Linked DNA regions of Mus musculus: regions 1 and 2 are each linked to region 3. The links are chromatin loops, found by intact Hi-C in ENCODE. Cell type or tissue: left cerebral cortex. All regions are shown on one strand.

The links. Hi-C counts contacts between places; a loop is a spot of excess contacts. Peaks named below come from ENCODE experiments on the same cell type or tissue, not always from the same donor. Only the 100,000 strongest peaks of a DNase experiment are listed, where the experiment ranks them.
Region 1: it touches region 3 in a loop (4-fold over the local background); 14 of 42 quality-filtered maps call a loop at or near these places.
Region 2: a loop joins it to region 3, with 7 times the contacts of the local background. A loop is called at or near these places in 33 of 42 quality-filtered maps.

The regions. Positions count from the first base shown.
Region 1 is chr1:194,834,815-194,842,814 of GRCm38, forward strand. No RefSeq gene overlaps it. Among named protein-coding and RNA genes, the nearest start is that of Mir3962, 17 kb to the left of the region's middle. In left cerebral cortex, a CTCF peak has its summit at 4,619 (motif pointing right); DNase peaks (open chromatin) are centred at 4,622 and 4,891.
Region 2 is chr1:194,875,460-194,883,459 of GRCm38, forward strand. No RefSeq gene overlaps it. Among named protein-coding and RNA genes, the nearest start is that of Gm39748, 22 kb to the right of the region's middle. In left cerebral cortex, a CTCF peak has its summit at 4,266 (motif pointing right); DNase peaks (open chromatin) are centred at 3,231, 4,270, 6,316 and 6,582; H3K27ac peaks cover 4,098 bases.
Region 3 is chr1:194,947,859-194,955,858 of GRCm38, forward strand. It overlaps Cd34 (CD34 antigen), which reads left to right. Exons shown (of 8, transcript NM_133654.3): 2 at 1-148; 3 at 1,447-1,706; 4 at 3,081-3,161. Gm16897 (predicted gene, 16897) reads right to left here. Exons shown (of 5, transcript NR_033564.1): 5 at 7,901-8,000. Among named protein-coding and RNA genes, the nearest start is that of Cd34, 13 kb to the left of the region's middle. In left cerebral cortex, CTCF peaks have their summits at 3,329 and 5,283; a DNase peak (open chromatin) is centred at 3,270; H3K27ac peaks cover 233 bases.

The DNA of each region.
Region 1 (8,000 bases), 110 kb before region 3:
ACATATCTCGTGTATATCTGATTCCAGAGACAAGCTTTAGACATGCACCTCCAGGTGAAACTTATGCGCTGTACTGTGGGGAGAGCACTCCCCCAGCCCCACCCCTGTCAGTTCTGTGGTTGCCACAGAGCCTCTGGACACAGCTCCAGAGCTTTCCCTTTTCTGACATCTGCCAACATGCTCCTTACCCAGAGCTCCAGCATGCATAGTGAGCCATATTTTTAATTTTTGGGTTGTTTTGGTAAATTTCAGAGCCATGAGACTACACATAGCCTCTTTTTTGCATGTGGTTGAAATGCTCTTTTTTCTTCCATGGTCCATGCTCAGTGAGTGCCACACCCCAATCCCAATCTCTCCTTCAGATGAACCCCCACACCACTCAGTGGCCACGCTATCTCTAAATACTTCTGCTGCCTTCCTAGATCTGAGGATTCCTTCCAAAATTCCCATTCTTAGGCTCAATAACAGTAGTTCCTTGGGCCACAAAGGACAAAATAGGGAATGTAGTGGGAACAGCTGGTCAAAGCTGAAGGCCTCTTTGCATCTGCTCCCACAAGCAGAGACCTAAACTGACAAAAGCCCTCATCAGAGCCAGTGGCTCTAATACTAGTCCAACCCCTTGGAGCAGTGTCAGCCATGTGATATGTTTGCCCAATTCTGCAGCTGGGCTAATTACTATGGTTCCTAAGCTTGGGGTCCACCCCCAAATGAAACAAACCAAACAAACCAAACAAAAAAACACAGGGTTGTTCATTCTGTTCATCCCAGCCAGCAATTTCTGAAGGATCCTATAATTGATAACAACATAATAAAAACTCACCACCTGTCCCTTATCCTAAGGACTTGGAAGCCTGGCCAACAATTCAACCCATCCTTCAATGATAAAATATGGAACATAGTGACTCTGCATCTCTAAAAGCCAGCACTAACCCAGAAATAACCCAGGCCTGTCACACAGTCCAGCCTGGAAGAAAGACAGTAGCTGGATGGGCAGGCTCAATGGTGAGATTTCATAAAGGCAAAAATGCCTATCAGAATGGGTCAGCCAGTGAAAGCTGGGCTGATACTGAGAACTGTCCAGCCAGCAGATGAAAGGTAGGTATGGAGAGTGGCAGAAGTTGGTGCAATAATAGGAGGGAGGTCCAAATGGACATAAATCCAAGGACTGGTCTCCTAGCTGATCATATTCAGAAACTGGGGAAGCATGACGTAGTTATTGGCAAAGCCTGACACTTGGAGGGTGCTATAGCATCCTGCCTATAGCACCTAGGTTCCATAGTAAATATTAAAATTAGAATCCAAAGTAAACTAATATGTGTGTATGAAAATATCATAAAGAAATTTATTAAATTGTATGTTTACTAAAATAAATTAATAAACTAAAACAGATGGTGTGTGTGTGTGTGTGTGTGTGTGTGTGTGTGTAAAGTCAGGTGCTGAAGAAGACTTGGCACCTAGGAGACAGAAAGTATAGTTATAACAACACATCACAACACCAAGGGAGCAGAACTAAACCCTGCCCTGGCTGAGCTCCAGCACCTGATGAGGTCAGACTTAGTGCAGAATAGAGAAAACAAACGAAACCTGGTCATGGACAAAAAGCCTGGGTGATAGGATCATGGTTCCCTAGTGAGGTTCTCTAGTGAGCCTGATTAAAGGGACAGCCAGTGATTTAGGCGGCTCTTACTACAGAGCAGCAGGACACCCTCTGCCATGGCTATTGTAGGGTGCAGAGAGATAGCCCAAGGCAATGAAGCTGAGGGTCGGGCAAGGAATAGTCAAGTCAAGTCAAGGAAAAAGTACACATCAGACAGAAGATACATAGAAAACAACTTTTCAGGAAAGAAGCAAAAGAGTCCATTTCATCAGTGCTTCCAGACCCAGCCAGAGTCTTCATCACTTAAGGGACTCACTGGAAACTTAGATTATCAGGCCGTGCTTTAGACTTCACATCAAAACCTCTGGGGGTGGCAGCATTTTTATTAGCCTTCAGGGTGATGCCAGGTGATGTCTATTGAGAAATAGACAATTCTCAAAGAGATTGCTTGCAACTCACGACATTCTCCCAGAACTCTGCTTGCATCAGAATCACGGTACAGCTTGTTCTGCCTCAGAGCAATGGGACCTAGCTCCGGCATACTGATTCAGGAGACATGAAGCAGGGCACTGTGTTTGTGACTGGTTTCTGAGTGGCACTAATGCCATTGGTCTAAGCTCTGCACCTTTAAAAAAAATGCAAGCAAGCAAACAAAAAACTGATTTCAGTAAAAAGATCTATGATCAGACTAAAAGGAAGCTATTTTCAATGAGCAGCTCTGGACCCAGGGTCATGAAGAACTAATTGTAAAAAGGAATGATTCCAATTAGGCAGATGTCTTAAGTGACTCAGATTGGTAGAATGATGCAACAGGCTGGGTGGCATCAACAACATACATTTGTTTTTCATGGTTCTGAAGACTGGAAGACTAAACTCAAGGTGTGGCAGCAGACTTAGAGTCTGTGAGGTTTAACTTCCTGTTCAACGTAATCTCACACAGACGGTGAGTGGGGGAGCTTTTTCTGTCCTTTTTTTTTTAGAACAGAAATCTCATTCATCTGGAGTCCATTATAAAGGCCTAATACCAGTGACAGATCCCCATCTCCCAATTCCACCACGTATTGGAAGTGGGGACATGTGAAGAGATAGTAAAAGCTAAATGCAGTTAGAACTACAGTGCCTTACTTACCCCAACATGGCCAATACCCTTGCAAGAAGAGAAAAAAGAAGCTGAGCCTGGTCTAAAATCCCAGCCTCTCAGAAGCCAGAGTTGGAGGATCAAAATAAAGGGAAACCTGCTTGTGTTGAAGATTGAGTTCAAGGCCAACCTTGGAAACTTAGTGAGATTCTGTCTCAAAATAAATTAAAAGAGGGCTGGAAAGGTAGCTCAGTAGTAGAGTGCTTGTGTGGCATGAGTGAGATTCTGTGTTCAGTCTCCAATATTGAAAAAAAAAACAACAAACACGTACTGACTGAGAAGTTTTATCAGGCAAGAGACAAAAGCTCACCAGGATACCAACCTTATAGTTTCAGCTTCTTAGACTGAAAGGATAAATTCCTGTTCAGCCATTCAGTATGTAGCATTTTATTGCAACAGGCCAAGACGATGAGTCAGGCAGACCAAGGTTCAGACAAACTGATTCCATAGAAGGTGATAACAGTGACAATACTATGTGTATGGGGTGGGGGGAGCATCTGCATTTTCCCAAGCTGGCAGCTCAGATGAGACTCTTCCTGCCCTCTGCTCCTCTACACCCATTATAACCTGAGATCATTCCTCGCTTTGTTACCCAGATGGCCTAATAGAAGCTGCCTTGTGAGCTCCTCTTTCCCTTCTCCACTCACTGCTGCCCAGCCACACTGCAGGCCATAAACTTATGTCAAAAATTTCAGAAGCTCTTACCTTTGACTCCTCTAACCTCTGCCATCCATACTGGTCTGGATCTATCATCCCAAGTCACAGTTGGAAGAAGGCAGAGTCATTGGGCAGATGAAGACTAGCTCAGCTGAGTCCCTATGGAATCAGCAGCCGTGGGCCACAGAGACTAGAAGACTTACTGGCCACTAAACTGTGGCACATGAGGTTCATAAGAAGGCAGAGTGTAAACAGAGGGTGTGCAGAGTAAGCTGTATGCTGCCCCAGCTGTGGAAAATAATTGTTCTGCTAGAATTCCATTACACAATAATTTTTAATGCTGGTGCCACTTGCAGTGAAATAGAAACTCACTTTATTCCTCATAATAAGTTGCAATTTCAAGGAAACAGTGCACCATGTGTGTTTGTGTGCCAGGTACCTTTTACATATCAGGTTAGTGCACTGCCAGTACCTGTGCCCTCAGTTCTTGCTTGTGCATTTAACACCAATTTGTTTAACAACTACAATGTCTGAGGCATTCTCCCACAGGATACAGACAGTGTGCAAAGCAGACAAAACTATATTGTCAGACACTTCCACTCTAGTGGAAGGAGGCAAACGATCAATAATTGAATTATACAATGTATGAAAAGGTGCTGTGCTTATAGGGAGGGGGACTGGGAATGAAAGACAAAAGCTGAAATTCATGGAAAGTAACAAAATTTGACTGTAACATCCTTTTCTGCCTCTGTCTTAAATTGAGCAATCTGTTCAGCTCGTGCCCTTTGAGGTTGTTTGTGTTTTTAATTTTTTTTTTAATATTTAAGCTTCTAGTATTGGCTTCTGTAGTGTCTAGTCTTAGTTGCCAACTTGGTTACATCTGCAATTAAGTAAAACCCCAAAATGTAGGGGCACACCTGTGAAAGACATTTATTTAATTTTAAGTGGGAAGATCTACTTCTAATCTGGACCTTTAAGGTAGGAAGACATACCTTTAATCCATACCTTTTGAGCTAAGAAAACCCACTTTGAATCTGGGCCACATCTTCTGTTGTAAGATGCCTGGGACTCATTTTCATCATTTTGCTTCTTATTAGGATTAATACATGTCACAGTCTTAAGACTTAGCACAGGGTGTAAGTACTAAACTCTGCTTTACTACTGGTATTGGATGAGTGCATCCACTGAGGACATCTCAGTGTGTGGTGTTGAAATTATAAAAGTGATCAGCAGAGGGCACCATCCAGATGACAGTGTCTGCCAACTGGCATTATACAAATAACAGACTGCAATTTCTGTATTTTCTCTCTCATTCTCTCTTTGTCAAATTTGATGTTTCCTTCTTGATTCTCTCCTTTATTTCTCTGAATCTTCTTTGTTGAGGTATCCCTTGCTCAAAGTAGTTCAAACCTTAATATTCAAGGGAAATAATGTGTCTCTTCAGCCCCTGCAGTGATGCTACACTGTGGGCATCTGGAAGTGGGGGGTGGGGGAAGCAAAGGGATGTGTGGTGTTAGCTAAGTATAGATAAGATTTCCCCAGTTTGTTCTGGTCCCAGGAATCCTTCGTCTTATCTCCTCTCCCACTGCTTCATCACATTGCCAAAATTACCTTGATAATATATCTTTTAATTTAAGAATTCATTTTCACTTCAAGAAAGAAGAATAGTGCAGCCAGATAAGAAACTCCATCTGTCTTGAAGAAAAAGGGTTGGGGATTTGGGTGCTATGAATCCTGTAACGTCTTAAATTAAGGTGCCACCTCTGAATGTTTTCTTCATATTTATGAAATGATTATTCTATAGAGGTGCATTTCATGTTGTTAAAATAATGATTGTGCGTGCTTAATACATCAGTTTAAGTTATTATCTTCCTTGCTATAAAATCCTAGATAATTTCATAAATAATTATTAGCATTTACAAATGGTGCTATAATATGAAGCATTGCCTTAATCCTTTATCTTTCACAAACACAGAAATAACAATTAAATTTATGGAATGAAATAAGGAGGTTATATTCTAGAATATGTCACCTCCTTACAGAATGCAAATAAGGATGAAAGAAATAAAAAGTGAGAAAAGGTCCTGTGTAGAAAAAATTCTCCCACCCCACCCTACTCTGTCAATGACAGTCCAGAGATACTAGACTTTAGGGTCTTTCTAAACAGAGCTGAAGGTTGAAGAAAGATTATTCTGTTCCTGATCATTTATTTTGGTAAATGGAGGCCTGAGCACATGGTCAGGGGCAGAAGCATATCTTTCTATGCATCTTTAATCCCAAGAACATGTGCTTGGAGGTGGAAAGATGGACAAGAAAACAATAGATTCCCAGAAATTAGACTCAATCCTTAATCCTTCCCATGTCATACAGAGCTACTGGGAATCATGTAACTAGACAAAAATCTCATCATATATTTCCAACCTCTATCTAGTCTTCCTATCAGTAGTACAGACCTTGGAATGAGGGCAGCTCCTCAGTGAACTTGTGATTTGGATGGGGAGACTGAATGCTCCTGTTTAAACAACTCAGTCAGTGTACAGTGCATCACAGAGCCATATGGTTTTTTTTTTTCAGCTAAATTCAAATTAGGTTGCTATAAAGTTAACTCAGGAAGGCTTTTTGTAAAAAGTAAGCTGAAGACAGGTCAGATCAATTTTATCTAATACATCAGAGTTTGAAAATACTGAAGAAGACAATAAGTATACATTCCATGGTATAGATGAGTGTACACACCCCCCCCCACACACACACACACATTTCATCTTTACTTGCCACAGTCTAGTCATGGTACCAGTTCTCTAAGAAAGGCAGTGATGGGTATGGAATCAGTAATCATGGCCAAAGCTTTTTTCTGTTTGGCAATCCTTCTATTTATTACTATTTGATATGCTAAGGCCAAAAGATGTTGGCTTTGGTAATTAATTCCTGAAGACTACAACAGGGAATTAAAAAGAAAAAAAATGCTTAATTGCTAGAGATCTTTTCTCTCTGGCTCAAGGATCTTTCACTGGCCAGGTGAGAGACTTACTTGTTAACTTTACATGAACCAGAGAGAAAAGGAAAGAAAATCATTTACACAGACAATATGCACAGACATACACATACTCATACACACACACTCCCTGATTGTGCCAGACAACCTGTCTCATCAACTCAACAAGTGTTCATGCATACTTACATACATATACCTACATATGTGTGTATATAAATAAGATAAACAAACAGACATATATATACACACACATTTGCATGGATGGGGCAGAGCACCCCAAGCTACCACTTATTTTTTCTCTCTGGCCTTTTTATATCTTCTAAGACAAAAGTTCGTTAGACAATTATCAATAGGTAAAATGTTACACAAAAGGGGAGTTACAGAAGGATGTCAGTAGTAAGTACAAAGCAGTGTTTCATTCTATAAGCTCATTTAAGTTCAAAGCAACGATTTCACATCATCTTGCTTTATCACAGTGTACACCTGTGGCTTCTTCCTTGGTCCTGACCTAGAATGAATGTTTTTCCTTGATTACAAATTTGTCCTAAGTCTAATTCTCTTTTTAGAGCAATTTATGAAAGCTCATTGTATTTCTTATTATGCAACCTTTACTTACTGTTCTATGAAAAGAATGTACATTCTATTTTGATTCTAACTTTTTTACATCTTTTTGGCAAAACAACTAAAACTATCTCCTAAAACTTACTTCCTAAAATTATTTGAATCAAATCAGGAATTCCATAAAGTCATTGATTAATCTAAACAGTATTAATTCATCAAAGTTCATCTTCACGTTGATCTGCTGGGGGATTTGCCCAATAGGGTGGGCTGATGCCCAGGAATCATTAGGCTATGTAATAGTGACAGGAAAGGAATATTACAGCAAGATGCAATGCTGGGACGAAGTCTGTAAGTATCCTGCATCCTAAGAGCTCACCCATTGCAGGCCATGCAAAATGGTGGGCCATCTCCAGGAAACTCACTTGCATGTTGTGGTGGTTTGAATATGCTTGGCACAGGGAGTAGCATTATTAGGAGGGGTGGCTTCATTGGAGTAGGATTGGAAGGAATATATCACTGTGGCAGTGGACAATGAGACCCTCCTCCTAGACATGAGGAGGGCAGTCTTCTCCTAGAAGCCTTCAGATGGATTTTAAACTCTCAGCTCTTCCTCCACTATGCCTGCCTGGGCACTGCCATACTCCTGCCTTGATAATAATGGGCTGAACCTCTGAACCTGTAAGCCAGCCCTAATTAAATGTTGTTTTTTATAAGAGTTGTCTTGGTCATAGTGTCTGTTCACAGCAGTAAAACCCTAATTAAGAAACATGCCTTTAATCTTTCCTAGATGGCTTCTGACAGTTACTAACTAGTCCAAGAAGCACCTGTGTGGTGCACATCTGCCTATCCAGATTCGGGGCACTCCTAGTTCAGATAACTGTGCTTGAAAGTTGGGCTATAAAGAGAGAGAAAGTAGGAGATGTAATCTTCAATGGTTCCAAAGCTAAGATGTTAGCTTCCTATCTCAGTCTATAGCTGCTACTGACATACACAGAACTAAAGCAAACCCAGCTGATAATGGACTCATGAATCTGGGGAGGATGTGAGAGAGGACA
Region 2 (8,000 bases), 72 kb before region 3:
GCACAAAATACTCAATATAGTTAAGATCTCCAAACTGATCTACAAGTTCAATATAAGCCTAGTTAAAACTCCAATAGACATTTTTTAGGTAATTAACAAACTTATCCTAAGGTTTGTATTGAAATGGAAGCAATGCAAAGTAACCACAATAATGAGAAAAACAAAGTTGGAGTCAGGGCTGTGATAAATTCACCTCCAGTAAATATTTTCATTCATAATTTTTAAATAAAATTGAATGTAAACAATCACAAAATAATATCAAATATTAAATAAAATTAGATCAAGGCTGCAATCATCTAAGTATAATTCTTAGCAAATAGCTACTATAATTAAGATAGTATGAAGCAAGCACAAAGTCAGATCTGTGGAACAAAGTGGTGATCAAAGGAGTCAAACTGTAGTGATATATTATTAATATTTAAATTTTTTATTTATTTTTTCAAGACAGAATCTTACTATTATGTGGCCTTGGCTGGCCTAGAACTCACTATGGAAACAAAACTGGCCTCAAATTCCCAGAGATTTGCTTGCCTCTGCTGGAATTAGAGGTGTGAACCATCAAGCCTAGCCTTCAGTTTATGTTTGATAAAGTACAAATGACTTCTTCCAGAAGATAAAAGGATGCAGTTAAATCACCTACAAAAAAAAATTATGAAGTCAACTGAGTTCTTACCTTACCCTGTACCAAAGACTGATTCAAACTGGTTCATCCATCTATATATAAAAACTAAAACTGTAAGAAAATATAGAGGAAATATTAGTGACCTCAGGATAAGATTATTTGGGGGGAGGGGGACAATTCTAAAAAAAAAACACAAGAGAAAATATCAACTAATTAGATTTCATCAAAAGCTTAAGATTTCTAGTCTTCAAAGGGCATTATATGAAAAAAGAAAATGCAGGCTGAACATGCCTTTAGCTTCAGCAGTAGAGAGGAAGAAGCAGGTTGTTCTCTGTGAGTTTGAGGCCAGCCAGGTGTTTATGATGAGTTACAGGCCAGCAAGGGCTATACCGTGAGCCATAAAATAAATAAGATCTAAATAAATGTCTAAATAAATAAATAAGATCAAAGAAAGGGCAAGCCCCAGGCCAGGAGAAAACATTTGCGATTCATATATGTGACTCCGGACTCATATCCAAAATAGAGAGAGAATACTACAGTTCACCTAAAGAACAAAAATCTCAACTGAAAAAGCAACAATACATTTAACTTATAGACATTTCTAAATCTTCTATTAAGCATTTAAAAAGATAGTCAACATGGGCTGGAGAGATTGCCCAGAAGTTAAGAGGACTAGAGTTATAGACAGCTCTAAGCTGTCTTGTAAGTGCTGGAAATTGAACCTCAGTCCTATGAAAGAACAATAAGTGCTTATAACCTCTGAGCCAACCTCCAGCCCCAGAATTTAGTATCCTAGAAACTATTTTCAGGTTTTAAATCCTAATGCTAATGAATTTGCCCTTAGAGTTATTCTGAGGCTATTGCTGCTTTGTCTACTGGCAAGTGTAATCAGGCTATAAGAGAGAATGAATAAGTCTGCCTTTGAGCCATCTCCAGATTTCCCAGGAAATGGGCATTTTCTTACTGAGACCCAGAATAGCAGTGGTCACTGCTCTACTTTTCAGTCAGTAACCAGACAAGGGCCTGATAGCAACTGATCTAGTCTTCCTTCTTTCATAGAAATGTGCTTGTTGACAGAAAAAGGGGGTTTGAGGAATATTTTTCCCCTTTCTTTACAAATGGGGAAACTAAGACCTAGAAAACTCGTGGGGTGCCTAAGCTCACAGATCTCAAGTCTCCTACCACCTAGTTCAGGATTCATCTCAGGCTTAGTGCACTCTATCTCTCCGAGCTTTGAGATAGATGACATGTGAGGAGGACAGAGGGGTCAGTCCTCCAACTCCAGAGAAATACCACAAGAAAGGACCTCTGTATAGTAGAGTATAGCGGTCCTCTCTCTAGCAAGTCTGTCTACTGTCCATGCTTCCTTCCCAGAAAGTTCCATGGCTTCACCGCTCAAGTGCCTTTTTTGGATCTATTTTTCTGAGAGACACAATGCTTGCCCATGAGCTTTGATCCTGCAGGCAGGCACTGGCAGCTTTTGTTCTATTATTCACTGGAGGGTGTACGCTGAGTTGTCTCTCCTTATTATAGGCCATGGCTCTGCTTGCCCACCACCTCCTCAAGGCCACTGGATAATGTCCATCAATATGTCAGTAGCCAAAACTGGATTTGAGATGCCTTTTGGCAAGGGATTTGTATTATTTCAGGTTATTTTCTTTGGAAGAGTGTGGGAGATGAAAAATGAACATAAAAATGGCCAGAGTGCATGTAAAGATGATAAAGGCATGTTTCCTCTGTCCAGCTGAGTGACAAGCTTTTGGATCTACATCTTCCCCATGCGCTGTCATAAACTGCTTCATGGTAGGGACATATAGAGGTACATGCATTTTGTCAGCAAGCAAATATTACAGAATGAACTCACATACACATAGATGGTGAAGCTTATCAATTAACACTGCCTTTGGTATGAGACCAGTGAACATATGGCATATGAAACTGACGCTGGTAGAACATGTGCACTTTTTAACTGTAAATTTAAAAAGGAAGAATGAACTCTAAAATAATAATTACAAATAGCATAAATCATTAAGATAGCCACTCATCATCAGGTATTATACACTGAACTTGATCATGTGCACTTTACGTTGTGTAAGGTAGTTAGAACTGTTCACTCCATCTCGACAAGTGTGAGTGATGAGCTGCATCATGACATCTAAATGGCTACAATATCCTTGAATAATATGAACATTTCAGCTCTGTCACAGTCCTCAGGACCACTGCTATCTGTGAGTTCATCAGTGGTTGAAGCTTCACTGTGGAATATGTAACTGTGCATGTGTTGCCTTAAGCCTAGTACATAGTGAGACTGCTATTAATGATCCCTAAGTAAACATATACAACAAGGAAACATCTTCCAAGTCTCAAAGTCTCCAAAACACAATAGAAGAACAAATGCAGTGGATATCAGGAAACCTGGGATCTAATTCCAACCTTATTATAAACTTGCTGAGTGATCAGTTAGTGCCTTCTATCTGGATCTCAATGTATCCCTTTGTGCAACAAGGGCACTGTGCCAACTTGCCAATGAGGTCATCTTCTTGGATATTTCCTGAAGAACACGAGACAGTGTGTCATCATAGTGAGGGCATGCCATGAGCCTTACTCACCCACAGTGCCTGTGATGCTGTTATATAGTAAAAACCCAGGCACCTGTGGTCACTGCCAGTATCGGAGAAAAGGGGGTATCTTTGAATAGAATGCATGATTTCTACAAAAGTGATAAAAACACTTTTGAAGTTGTTTTTTATTCTCCAATTTACTCAAACAGGTCCTCCTGGAGAACTGGATGATGACCATCAAAGGGATCCAGTCTGGGCTGGAGAAAGTGTGAAAAGGGGGAACGCTTTAGAGAGGCCATTTCTCAACTGAATGCACTCAAAATTTCAGATGGAAAAAAATTGGAATACTCAACATGTTCTTAAAAGGGACAGAAGGTGAGTGATAATGTTGATGACTAATTGTCAAGTCCTAGGCTGGAGGAAACACATTTCAAAGTGACTGCTCCAAACAGAATACAATGGGACTCAAGAAGATCAAGCAAGAATAACTTAGAGTCTGGAGACAGGAGCCCTCAAAAGTTAAGAAAAGTGAACATGTGTGTGTTCCTAATTAACAGGACTTGCAATTCTCATTTTGTGGGTTCACATTTCCTAACTGAGCCTTACACGTGGTTGGGGAGACCTTTCTGCTAAGCATAGGCAGGTCCTGGGTCATGCCTCAACTTCAACAAGTTTTGCAGAACTCTAGCCTCTCTGGGCAGTGTCTCTCCTCACATTATTTACGCCTTTACTGCGAGTGAGCAGAGGTAACATGTACTCTGTATACTGGCCAGGAAGAATGCGCGGGCCAGCTCTAGTCTTCATCTGGACATATTGTCTCTTGTAGCCTCCAAAATGAGCAGCTATTGGGCCCAGTGCCCTCTCAAGGCCAGAGATGGTCCAGGCCAGGAGGGGCGAGCAGCGTTTCCCGTCACTGCTCTCACCTGACTCCAAAACAATGCAGAAAAGGCGGGTTTGCGTGGCACTTCCGTCTAGTTTCCCTGCAACTCGCTCCTCCTGGCTTGCATGGACCTGGAAAATCACTGCGTTTGGCCGGGCGCCTGAAATAAATTTGTGCATTCCCAGCCACCAGCCATTGCTCCAAGCATCCACCAGAGGGTGCACGCGAGCTACAGTGCCCACCAGGCGGTCTAGGAGCTGCAATTTGCGCCTGCGCAAAAGGCCAATACAAGTCTGTGCTGCTAGCAGCTGCTCTAAATGACTCTGGGGTCCCTGGCTGGAACAGTAGGACGATTGTGGGGTTTCTAACCAAGAATCCCTTATCTTGGTTTCTTATTGAGAAACTGAGACGTGAGAATTTGAGAGTAAACCATAGAAGGGCTCTCCTAAACCAATTTGGCCCTCAAAGTTCGTTCTGGCTTTCACTTTCAGTTCCAGTCCAGGCCATCAGCAGTCTACACCTGCCCTGAACTGCCCCATCACCAGCTCTCAACAGCCATCTTGGCCCTCAGATCCCCCCTGGCCCTGGATCCCATCTCAATTCTCACCACTCCTCCCCTGAGGCCCTAAACCTCAGTCTGGAATTTCAGCTCATGGAAACCCAACCCCCATTTTTAGACCCACCTTGGTCTTCTAATCTGCATGAGCAAGTTGCCTCAGTCTTTTGCTCACAGAATCCCACCAACCTAAAGGTTGCAAATATTCCAGCTCATGATTACAGCAAAGAAATAACCTTGGTGATTCACAGTCAATCACTCAGAAGGAGGTAGAGCAAATCAAAGCCCCCTCACCCCCACTCTCACCACCCCACCCCCCACCCCAACCCCCCACCCCCTATTGAACCTTTAGGAACCTGGTTGGCTGTCTTGGCTCCTAGACAAAGTCCACAATTAAATAAGCCTCGAGGTCGGTTGCAACATCTGCCCGTATAACAGGCAATTAGAAGATGCATTTGCTAAAAGTACCTACCTCTTCAACAGGGCCCAGTAGGTGGCTGAAAGCATGATGAAAGCTCAGAATTTCTGTCTTCATTTCACTTTGTCTCCATCTCCTGCTCGATCCAGTTTAGGAGTCCATATACCTAATCTGTCTCACCCTCTTTTTAGGATAAAGATATAAAGGAACTTATTGTCCAAACTACAGTCACTTTGGATTTTTAAGATCAAATCCTTTTAGAATAGACTATTCTATCCCCACCCTAGGATGAGAATGCATCTTGGAGCAGAAATAATCATTTGCAAGACAAACATTGCTCCCCTCAAGTGATGTCAGCCCTAATAATTTCTTCACTTTTCAGAACAAGAACTAAGAAGAATTAAGTGTGGGACAAGCATATGTAATTCTAGCCCTTGGGAGGTGAGGCAGTAGACAATAATAATCAACCGGGTTACATCTTTATGACTGCTTAGTGGTATTTACTCCTGTCCTAATGTCTTCTATTTAACCCTAAAGATCCTGTCAATGTCCTGAAAATGGACTTGGGGTTCACTGGCCCCTTTATCTGTTCCTCTTCCTAATGCTTTAGATAAATCTGTCCTCCTCCTCCTCTTCCTCCTCCTCCTCCTCCTCCTCCTTCTTCTTTTCTTCCTTTTTACTAGTACTCTAATTAGTATATTAGAGTGTACCAGGCTTAACATTTTGCTACTACTGGAGCCAGGGCCTTTCCCCTAAATGCCAGTTATGCCCTGATTACTTTAAGAAAAAAACAAAACTATTTTAGCTCTTCTCCATTTCCTAGTTTTGATCATTCAACTCCAGGATCCTAGCCTACCAAATCTCCACAATGGGCTAACTCTTCTCTGTCTTTTTGATATTGGGCAAAGCACCATTTCTTCTGGGAAACTTTCTAGGTCTGTACCTCTCCTGGAAGCTCTTCCAACACTGTGTTCCAAGGACACTCAGCACTTACTTCTATTTATTTCTCTGGCCCTCTTCTTCCCCCCAAACAACTAATTTATTTGTCCTCAGAATCTAAGGAGTGCACAGCAAGAAACCCCCTCAATACATGAGTGGATGAGATTAACCTTGAGGTAGGGGTACACATTTCAGCTATAGCCTACCAGAGCCTTTTACTCTTGTAGCTAAAATAAACTGATTCATAGCACAGAAAAGCCTCTGCTTTGTGGCAGAGATGGGAAACCAAGTCTCAGAATGGAAGCCTGTTCTGTTCTAGTTCTTGGCAGAACATTATTGTTTATTGCTTTTGCAGCCTGAAGGATAATTTCCAACACATTCTTCTTATTTCTGTAGTGCAGAAAGTAATTTCTAACCTACATTATTCCCCATGTTCCACTCATGGAAGGAACACTAAAACAGACATTTCAAACCATACATAGGGTCTGACAGAGGTTGAGAGACTGCAAATGACACTTCAGCCAGAGCAGCTACATTTAAATTTTTTATCTTGGTATTACTTTTGGAAATGAAAAGAAGCCAAGGACTCTGCTTTCAAAAATGTTTTTGTGGAGGAGGGTGTGGGTGTGGGGCCTGTGTATATGGAAACTCTCTGTACTTTCAGCTCAGTTTTGTTATGAACCTGAAACTGGCCTACAAAATGCAGTTTAATGATTTTTGTAAGTGTTTTGGAGTCTATGGAACCAGAGAAGTGTAGATTAGAGTAGCTGAAGGACTGTGATCAATTGTTAACTACTGGTGTCTCAAGGCTGTAGCCAGACCTCAGTGAGACACACATAGGATTATAACTTCTCAACCTAGAAAGTTCTTTCTTCTTCTGTGGGACCTACATGTGATGTTGCCAATAGCTTCTTCCCCATAGCAGTTAAGTCTGTTTCTATTGGTTATATAAAGGCAGTGAAAATCTTTATAAAGTTACTCTGTGACTTATTTGAAGAAGGAGAGCTCACTATTGTATGTAGATGTTTTCCTTCTTGTTTTGGTTTTAGTTATTATTTGGGCAGGGTCCTCCCTCTTCCTTTTTTTGCCCAGTCTGATCTCAAACAATCTTCTGTCTCTGTGCGCCAATTGCTGGGATTATAAATCTGTGCTTCTTCGTCCAGGAATATTTATTTTTAAATATTTATCTGAAAATCTAGATTTTATTGATGTTGCAAATGTTCTGCCATCTCCATCCCCTAATCCTTTGGCTCAAAGAAGTCCTAGTCCTAGTCTCTGATGTCTGTGATTACATTGTATTATCAGGCTGAAGGACTTTTATACCTGTGATTGCAGTAAAACTCTTAAGATGCACCAAGTCCCTGCTCCTAGCTTAAAACCAACAACTGATAGTTGTTGAGGGAACCAACTGAGAGTCAGTTTTCTTCAGAGAATCAACGTCTAGTACATTGCCTGTCTTTGTGGATGGCCCCACACTCATATACTTATAGGAAGCTGTAATTGGACTCAATCGATTATCAAGAAAAAAGAAAAACTGGGGTTATTAAGTTAAGAGAGTCTGGGAGATTGGAGATGGAGAAACAGGGTGGGCATAATCAAATACATTACACATGTAAAAATCTCAAAGAATATAGAAAATGTAAAAGACTCTTGAGATGGAGGGATTACTGTATGTGGGCCTGATGTAATTAGAAGGTCCCTTAAAAGAAAGGGGTTGCAACTTTAAAGTATGGATAGGAATTTGCTGATGAAAGCAGAGTACAGTAATTCTCTGTGAACAAGACATAGATTCTCTAAAACCCAAGACAGGCCAAGAAGAATTCCCTGGAGCCTCCAGAAGAAACAGTCTTGCAAACACTTTTAGACAAGTGAAACTCATGTTGGACTGTAACACCCAGAACTGTGAAGCACTAAATGTATGCTGTTTTATAGTCCAAAGTTTGGGTATTTTTTTAATAGAAATAAGAGGGAAATGATGCATACCCATGCTTGGGTACCTTAACCCTAAACCCCTCAAAGAAAAA
Region 3 (8,000 bases):
GCTACCACGGAGACTTCTACACAAGGAATATCCCCATCAGTTCCTACCAATGAGTCTGTTGAGGAAAATATCACATCTAGCATCCCTGGAAGTACCAGCCACTACTTGATCTATCAGGACAGCAGTAAGACCACACCAGCCATCTCAGGTAACTAGAAGTAGTCAACTAGTACAGCCTGTTCCCCCACCACAGATGAGGTCATATAAACCAATGATTCAAGAAATGGTATTCTTTTTTTTATTATTAGATGTTTTCTTCATTTACATTTCAAATGCTATCCCCTTTCCTAGTTTCCCCTCCGAATATCCCCTATACCCTGTCCCCTCCCCCTGCTGCCCAACCCACCCACTCCTACTTCCTGGCCCTGGCATTCCCCTATACTGGGGCATAGAATCTTCACAAGACCAAGGGCCTCTCATCCCATTGATGGCCGACTAGGCCATCTTCTGCTACATATGCAGCTAGAGACACATGCTCTGGGGGTACTGGTTAGTTCATATTGTTGTTCCTCCTATAATGCTGCAGACCCCTTCAGTTCCTTGGGTACTTTCTCTAGCTCCTTCACTGGGGACCCTGTGTTCCATCCAATAGATGACTGTGAGCATCCACTTCTGTATTTGCCAGGCACTGGCATAGCCTCACAGGAGACAGCTATATCAGGGTCCTGTCAGCAAAATCTTGTTGGTATATGCAATAGTGTCTGGGTTTGGTGGTTGTTTATGGGATGGATCCCTGGGTGGAGCAGTCCCTGGATGGTCCTTTCTTCCGTCTCAGCTCCAAACTTTGCCTCTGTAACTCCTTCCATGGATATTTTGTTCCCCTATCTGAGAAGGAACGAATTATCCACACTTTGGTCTTCCTTCTTCTTGAGTAAGAAATGGTATTCTAAATAAGTTCTAAATAGCTTTCTCTGTGTTGGAAACATTTGTAGGCCATACATGACAAGTGGGTCCAGAATAGGACTGATTCTCATAGTCATGCTAAGTTCAGCTGGTATAAGTAAGGATCAGTTTGGATTCAATTGATGGATGTCTCTGTTCTCTTCTAAGTGGTGGAAGATGGGTCTGGGTTCAAACCAACTAAAAGTCTTCTGTAGGATAAAATTTTCAGTTTCATAATTAGAGTGCACCTTGGCTACATTCTAGATCTTGCATGGACAATCTGATACCTGCAGGTCTCATACATCTCAGGTTAGCTACAAATAAGGTCCAACATATTTGTAATGATAACATCATGATACAATGTTAATAAAAGGGTGGACACCCCTGCTATATATTATAGCTATGGTTCTAACAGCTGGCTTGAATTGAGTTGGGCCAGGATTAAGATATAAAGTAACTGTAACCTCACCAAATTCCTGTTTCTGTGCAGAAATCTACAAAGTGAGATTGTGTGTTTCTGAGTGCATTGTGAAGATGCATATATACTGTTTTGGTGTATTCCAGAGACTATGGTCAACTTTACAGTTACCTCTGGGATCCCTTCAGGCTCTGGAACTCCACACACTTTTTCACAACCACAGACTTCCCCAACTGGCATACTGCCTACTACTTCAGACAGTATTTCCACTTCAGAGATGACCTGGAAGTCCAGCCTGCCATCTATAAATGTTTCTGATTATTCGCCTAATAATAGCAGCTTTGAGATGACATCACCCACCGAGCCATATGCTTACACATCATCTTCTGCTCCGAGTGCCATTAAGGTGGGTGAGTTGGGCCCCAAACAGCAGATTATGCCTCACTGCTCATAAAAGCATGAGATTTAGGTATCTTGGAGTCAACATGGAATATGTATTTTATATTGCTAGAAAGGCTAGTCAGGAGGAAGATGGGGAGGAGAGGGTGAAGTCCAGTGAGAAGTCTGATCTGTGCTTTAGGTTTTGCACTTTGGGGAGATTCTTAGAGATCCTTCTAGCTCTCTAATTCTTCAGAAACACCATTTCCCTTTGGGAATATTTGTATCTGTCCCCTGTCTACTGGGGTTGCCTTTCTTAAAATATTTAGGGCAAAGTATTTCTCATATATGTAAGGGCTTAGTAGCTGTCCCAGGCCAGAATGGCAGTGAGGATGTCATCTAATGAATTCAGAACTGGACACATAAGGGTGGTGAGTTCAGTCTGACCTTCTTGGCATTTTAGCCTGTGGCAATCACCAGCTTTCAATCTGACAGACAGAAATTAGAGCATGTAGCCTACAGACAGCCATGAGGGACCTAGCTTTTGTTTTTAAAGAGATAGCAGATAAATGGAAAGACTCTTACGGGCCAAGAGAAAAACGGGTGTCAACAACAGCTGCCTGGCTACTCCGTTGTCAGTGTGTAATTGACTGAAGAGAAAAACAAAACAATTTCTTCTTTTGCCCTTTAAGCATCACTAGGGGTTCCCAAGATAAGCAAATGGCCTCTTGCTTATGGTCTAGATTTGTTAACAAAAGGCTTGATTCTCTCATAGGAGTAGTTTATAAGATGGGAACAATGTAACTACACTCCTCCTACCCTTATCTGAAAATCTTTAGTCCAGCCTTTTTATTTTGGAATACATAATTTGATTTTTGAATAAATAATGAGATATCTTGAGGATAAGACCCAAAATCAAAACTTGTCTGTGCTTCTTATATACCATAAGCACATAATTTAAGGGTCATCTTATATCATACTTTTCAATAATTTTATACATTCAAAAATCTGTAGTATATATGCCCCACTTACGTCACCACATTAGGGATCACAAAGATTTAGATTTTCAAACACTTTATATTCTGAATTTTTTGATTAAGGGTGCTCAATTTTTATTTCAAATCTCACTGGGCATGTCAACAACAACTAAAGGCAGGACAATTATGAGTTGAGGCCAGCAGGGGTTACATTGCTACATTGTGAATTCTGGTCTACCCTGATCTATAGAAAAAAAAAAAAAAAAGAAGTAACTAAATAAATCACAGAAATCTCTAGGCCTCTGACAAGCTTTAAATTTCCTTTTTCCTAATCTTTTCAAGAGAATACCATGACAGAAATGAGGTGAGGAAGAAGTGACCAGCAAGGATACTTGCATGTTAACTTTGTTTTTCTTTTACTATAGGGAGAAATCAAATGCTCTGGAATCCGAGAAGTGAGGTTGGCCCAGGGTATCTGCCTGGAACTAAGTGAAGCATCTAGTTGTGTAAGTTGGCCTTGGTCTTCCTCCCACACACCCCAACCCCTCTGAAACCCTGAAGCTACCCTGAATTGGCCTCCTCTGAAAAAGGAATCTGGGACTTAACAGAGTCAGGCTATTTCTGATATTGGGTTTCGGCAGTCAGAGGCCCCATCTAGTGAGCAAGAAGGGCAAAAACAATTTAAATTGTGTTGTTATTTGAAGTCAGATTTAACCTTGCTTTTATGTTGAGAAATTCCTTGTCATTGCCCAGATATGAACCATTCAACTAAACTGTAACTCAAAAGACTTACATGTAACTCTTTAGTGCACACTGAATTTATTTTTGTGTTTATATTAAGTTTGTATATGATCTGGTACTTCAGAGGTATTTTATTTGTCCATTTTAATCTGCTGTGTTTTCATATTACAGTGCTTTTAATATCCAACAAGCCAGATCTTTCCTAATTAGACCACAGAAGGATGATTCACAACTCTTTTTTTAAAAAAATCTTAAAAAGTCACACAAATTTGAATAAGAACTTGTCTGAAATCCTTGAGTTTTTTCTAGTCTTATTTTGTATCTTTTATCATTTTTTTAATTTAAAATGTTTCCCTATTTATTCCCACTCTTCTTCAACATATTTTTTTTCTTTTGGGTAGGAATGGAACCCAAGACCTTGTACATACTAGGCAAATGTTTTGCTGCTGAGGTATATCCCCAACATTGTTTACTATAAGTTTGATGGATTTTAAACAAGGATATCCTAACATATATTTGCTATCATGTAGATATTAGAAAATTATTGGAGTCTAATATTTATCTTTAGTTTCTGTCTTTCTTGAATCTGTTAATTCTAGGAGCTTCTTGGTTGGTTCTTTTTCATTTTTAAAGTGAACTACCAAGGTATCTACTATGATGTGTTATTTTTCTCATTTTTTTTAAAACAATAGTGATTCTTATTTTATTTCCTTGTCAGACTGCATTGGTTAGAATGTACATGGCATGGTGTGAATTTTGTGTGTTACAGTAAATCCTGTTTCCTGACAGTAACTAGGCCCTGGAGAAAGAATGGATGTGAAAGAAAAAGTGCTGTTTTCTTTTACAGTAAAATATTTTCTTACAAATTGGGAATGCAGTGAAGGGAAACTTGTAGCTAACAGCTGGCTGCATGGTTTAGACAGACTTTAGGCTGTAGGGAACATGCCTTATTTATTTTGGCTACTCAAATAACTGGTTTCTTACCTACAGCTATCAGGTGGGTACCTCTGACTTACAAATCTTTTTAAACTACATATTAAAAGGATCCTTTAACTTAAGAGCATTTAAAAGTGACAGAAATCATAGATACAAGTTTTTAGAATAACTCAGTGCAGTTTTCAAAAACATTTAGGGTAAACATAAATAGGCAAAGTACAAGCAACAGTTAATGTGTGCCTGATGCCAATTTTTAACCTTACTGATTAAAGCTAAAGACAAAATAATCCCATCAGTTTTTATTTTGCCTATCTTAATGGAGTATTCTTTCATGTGTGTGTGTGTGTGTGTGTGTGTGTGTGTGTGTGTGTGTGTATGTATGTGTGTGTGTGTTTGTGTGTGTGTGTGTGTGTGTGTGTGTTATTACATAGATCTGTGCCAGAATGCTAGTTCTTTGTGCTCAGTATTTCCTATCCTTCTGCTGTTCTCAGGATCACATATTGTCATCATCTAAGATAAGTGCTTCTCTGGAAAGAACTGTTCTTTCTACCTGTGGTCTATGCAGTCAGTCTGCTCCATTCCTGACCAGAGAAAACTCTGTGTGTTCCTTTGAGATTGGTGGAGGATCTAGGATTAGGGTCTGGATGGAGCAGCCCCATCCAACCTCCACCTGAGCCAATAACAGGACTTCCACACTTCACAAGGTCTACCACTACCGAGCACATGTGAAGCATTGTCATTCTCTGGAGTTCCCATCACTCCAGAGGGATGTTCTCATCCCATTTCTTCCCCAGAGCTCTTCATCCCAAGGCCCAAGCAGACCTCCTGGGGGAATTTTTCTCTGGATCCAGAATTTCTAGCCATGGATCCCAATGTTTCAAGATTCCCTTCTTAGTCCTGCTAGTCTAATAGTCTATTGCAAAGGGTACAGTGCCTCCTAGCTGCCATAGGTAGTGTGTCTGCTTGCTGTCAGGGGGCTTTTAAGTACTGGCTTTCCTAGTGCAGAGGTTCTCAACATGTGGGTCATGACCCCTTTGGGGGTCAAAGGATGCTTTCATGGGGGTTGCCTGAGACCATTGGAAAACACAGATATTTACATTAGGGTTCAGAACAGTAGCAAAATTACAGTTATGAAGTAGTAACAAAATAATTTTATGATTGGGGGTTACCAAAACATGAGGGACTGTGCTAAAGGACCACAGCATTGAGAAGATTAAGAACCACTATACTAGTTGGAGACTCAGGCCCTACCCACACCCCAAATTAGGAACATAAAGGATTTGGTTTTTCCCTATGAACACATCCTGCAGAACTCATTTGATACTGATACCTAACTAGTACAAGTTTCAACATAACTGTGTATGTGGTCCTCAGCCTTCCCAGCCCCCATTTTGCAAGATGCATGATGAGCAACAAGGTGCTAGCTCTCCCTGTGTAGACCATTTAGATCTTTTAGTATAAACATTCAGTTACAGTGACTCCCCACTAACTCTCCTGTTCTGCATCCTTTGCTTCTGAGCATCTTATACATGCTAAGGAATAGAATGTTTTCAAGCATGTTGCCTAATCTCAAAGTCCTTGTTAGTAGAGCATCATGTCTCCCCAGGTCTTATTTCCATTCTTTCCACTTCACTATCTGCTTAATTTAGTGTTTGTGATCAAGATTCTCAAGATCCTTTCTAAAATATAAGATTACTTTATTTTCTTATATCGTAGTCATAGGTACAGGGGAATTCACCAACATTTTTAATTGTAGTAAAATACCCACAACATGAAAAGTACTACCATTACAATTTCTCATTAAAACTGAGTAATTTGAACATCAACACTACATATACCTTGAAGCCAGTCTCTCTGGAACTCTGTGTATCTTCCTATGACATGGTTCCCTACTCCCCAGGCAACTACTGCTCTCCTGTCTATCTCCATGAACTTGGTTATTCTAGGTACTGATATGAGATCATAACACAGATTACTTCTGGATTAAGTCTGAATAATATTCAGTTATGTATGTGTACTTCATTCTGTCCATCTACTCATTCATTAGTAGACACTTGTTTTTTTCCATTTGTTGGCTATTGTGAATAAAGTGGCTATGAATACATATGGACATGTTTTATGGCACCCTAATATAAACTTTGAGGTAAATACCAAGCTGTATAATTTCTAAACGATATGGTAAATCTATTTTAGAGGAACTACTATATTTTTGGTTTTTTTTTTGAATTCTTGGAGATTGAATCCAGGTCTTTGTATATACTAAGCAAGTTCTCTGTACTGTGTACTCTAGTCCATCTTACTGTTTTTTTTAATAGTGGCTGTACTATTTGATATTTCTCCCAACCTTACAGAAGGGCTCTGACTCCTCTGGATCCTTGTTAGCACCTGCTCTCCTCTACTCTCTGTTTTAAACACACAGTCAACCTAATGGATGTGAATAGTTATCTCGTTATGGTTGAGTTTACATTTCCTGGTGCTTAGTGACATTGAAAATCTTTTCCTGTGCTCCTTGGCATTTGTATCTCTGGAGAAATATCAAATCAAGTTCTTTGTTACAAGAATAATTTTTGGAACTACTGTATCTATTTAGTGCCCTGTCTATTATATTTACTATTTGTATCCATACAACTCACAAAGATGAAACTGTTTGGGTAGTTTGATTACTTTTTCAAAGTTCATATCTAGTCAGAACACATTGGCTCACTTATACAGTATACCAACTTCCTCTGAGGTAGGCTATTTCCAACCTCTGATCACACATAGCTTCTGCTTTCCTTGCCCTCTACCAAACACTAAAGGTCAGTTTCTGTACAAAATTCATCTGTTATAGATGGAGGAAGACCATCTGTTGGAAAGAAATATTTGGAGACAATTTAATGTCTCCTGCTTAGTCATTACCCACTTGTTGTCTAACTTATAACAACAACCTCTTAATTATTTCAGTCTCCTCAATGAAGATATGGGTTTTGCCTGCGCTGCCAAATTTAATACAGCAAAATATATAAAATTACTTTGAAATAGGTGGCTGCAGGGTGTCTTAGGTAGGGTTTCTTATTGTCATGATAAACACCATGACCAAAAGCAACTTGAGGAGAAAAGGGTTGAAATTCAAGGCATATGATGCAGAATCCATGGAGGAGTGCTGCTTACTGGTTTGCTTGCTCCTGGCTTGCTTAGCCTGCTTTCTTACACAATCCAGGACCACCACATCCCCCGAAGTGGTACTATCCACAATTGGTTGGGGTATCCATATCAATCACTAGTTAAGAAAATGCACTACAAACTTGGATACAGAAAAATCCTATAGGGTCATCTTTTCAATTGAGGGTCCCTCTTTCCAAATAATTTTTAACTTGTGTCAAGTTGATAACAAACAAACCTAATCAGAACACAATAGGGGACAATTGATCCTAGAAATTTAGCATTGTTAAATATCTCAAAGATCCTTTATAAATATTTATCTCCTCCTCCTCAGTATTTGATGTGCTTCTTTACTGTGGTAAGAGACATTGCAGAATTTGAGAATGCCCCTCTAGAAAGATTAGTAATATTCTTTTTTTTTTTTTTTAGAAAGTAACATGTGTACACAGATGTAGTTAGATACTTTTAACTGTGATTCTCACAAACAAAATGGTGATTCTGTGGCTTCTTCCTGCCCACTCTCTCAT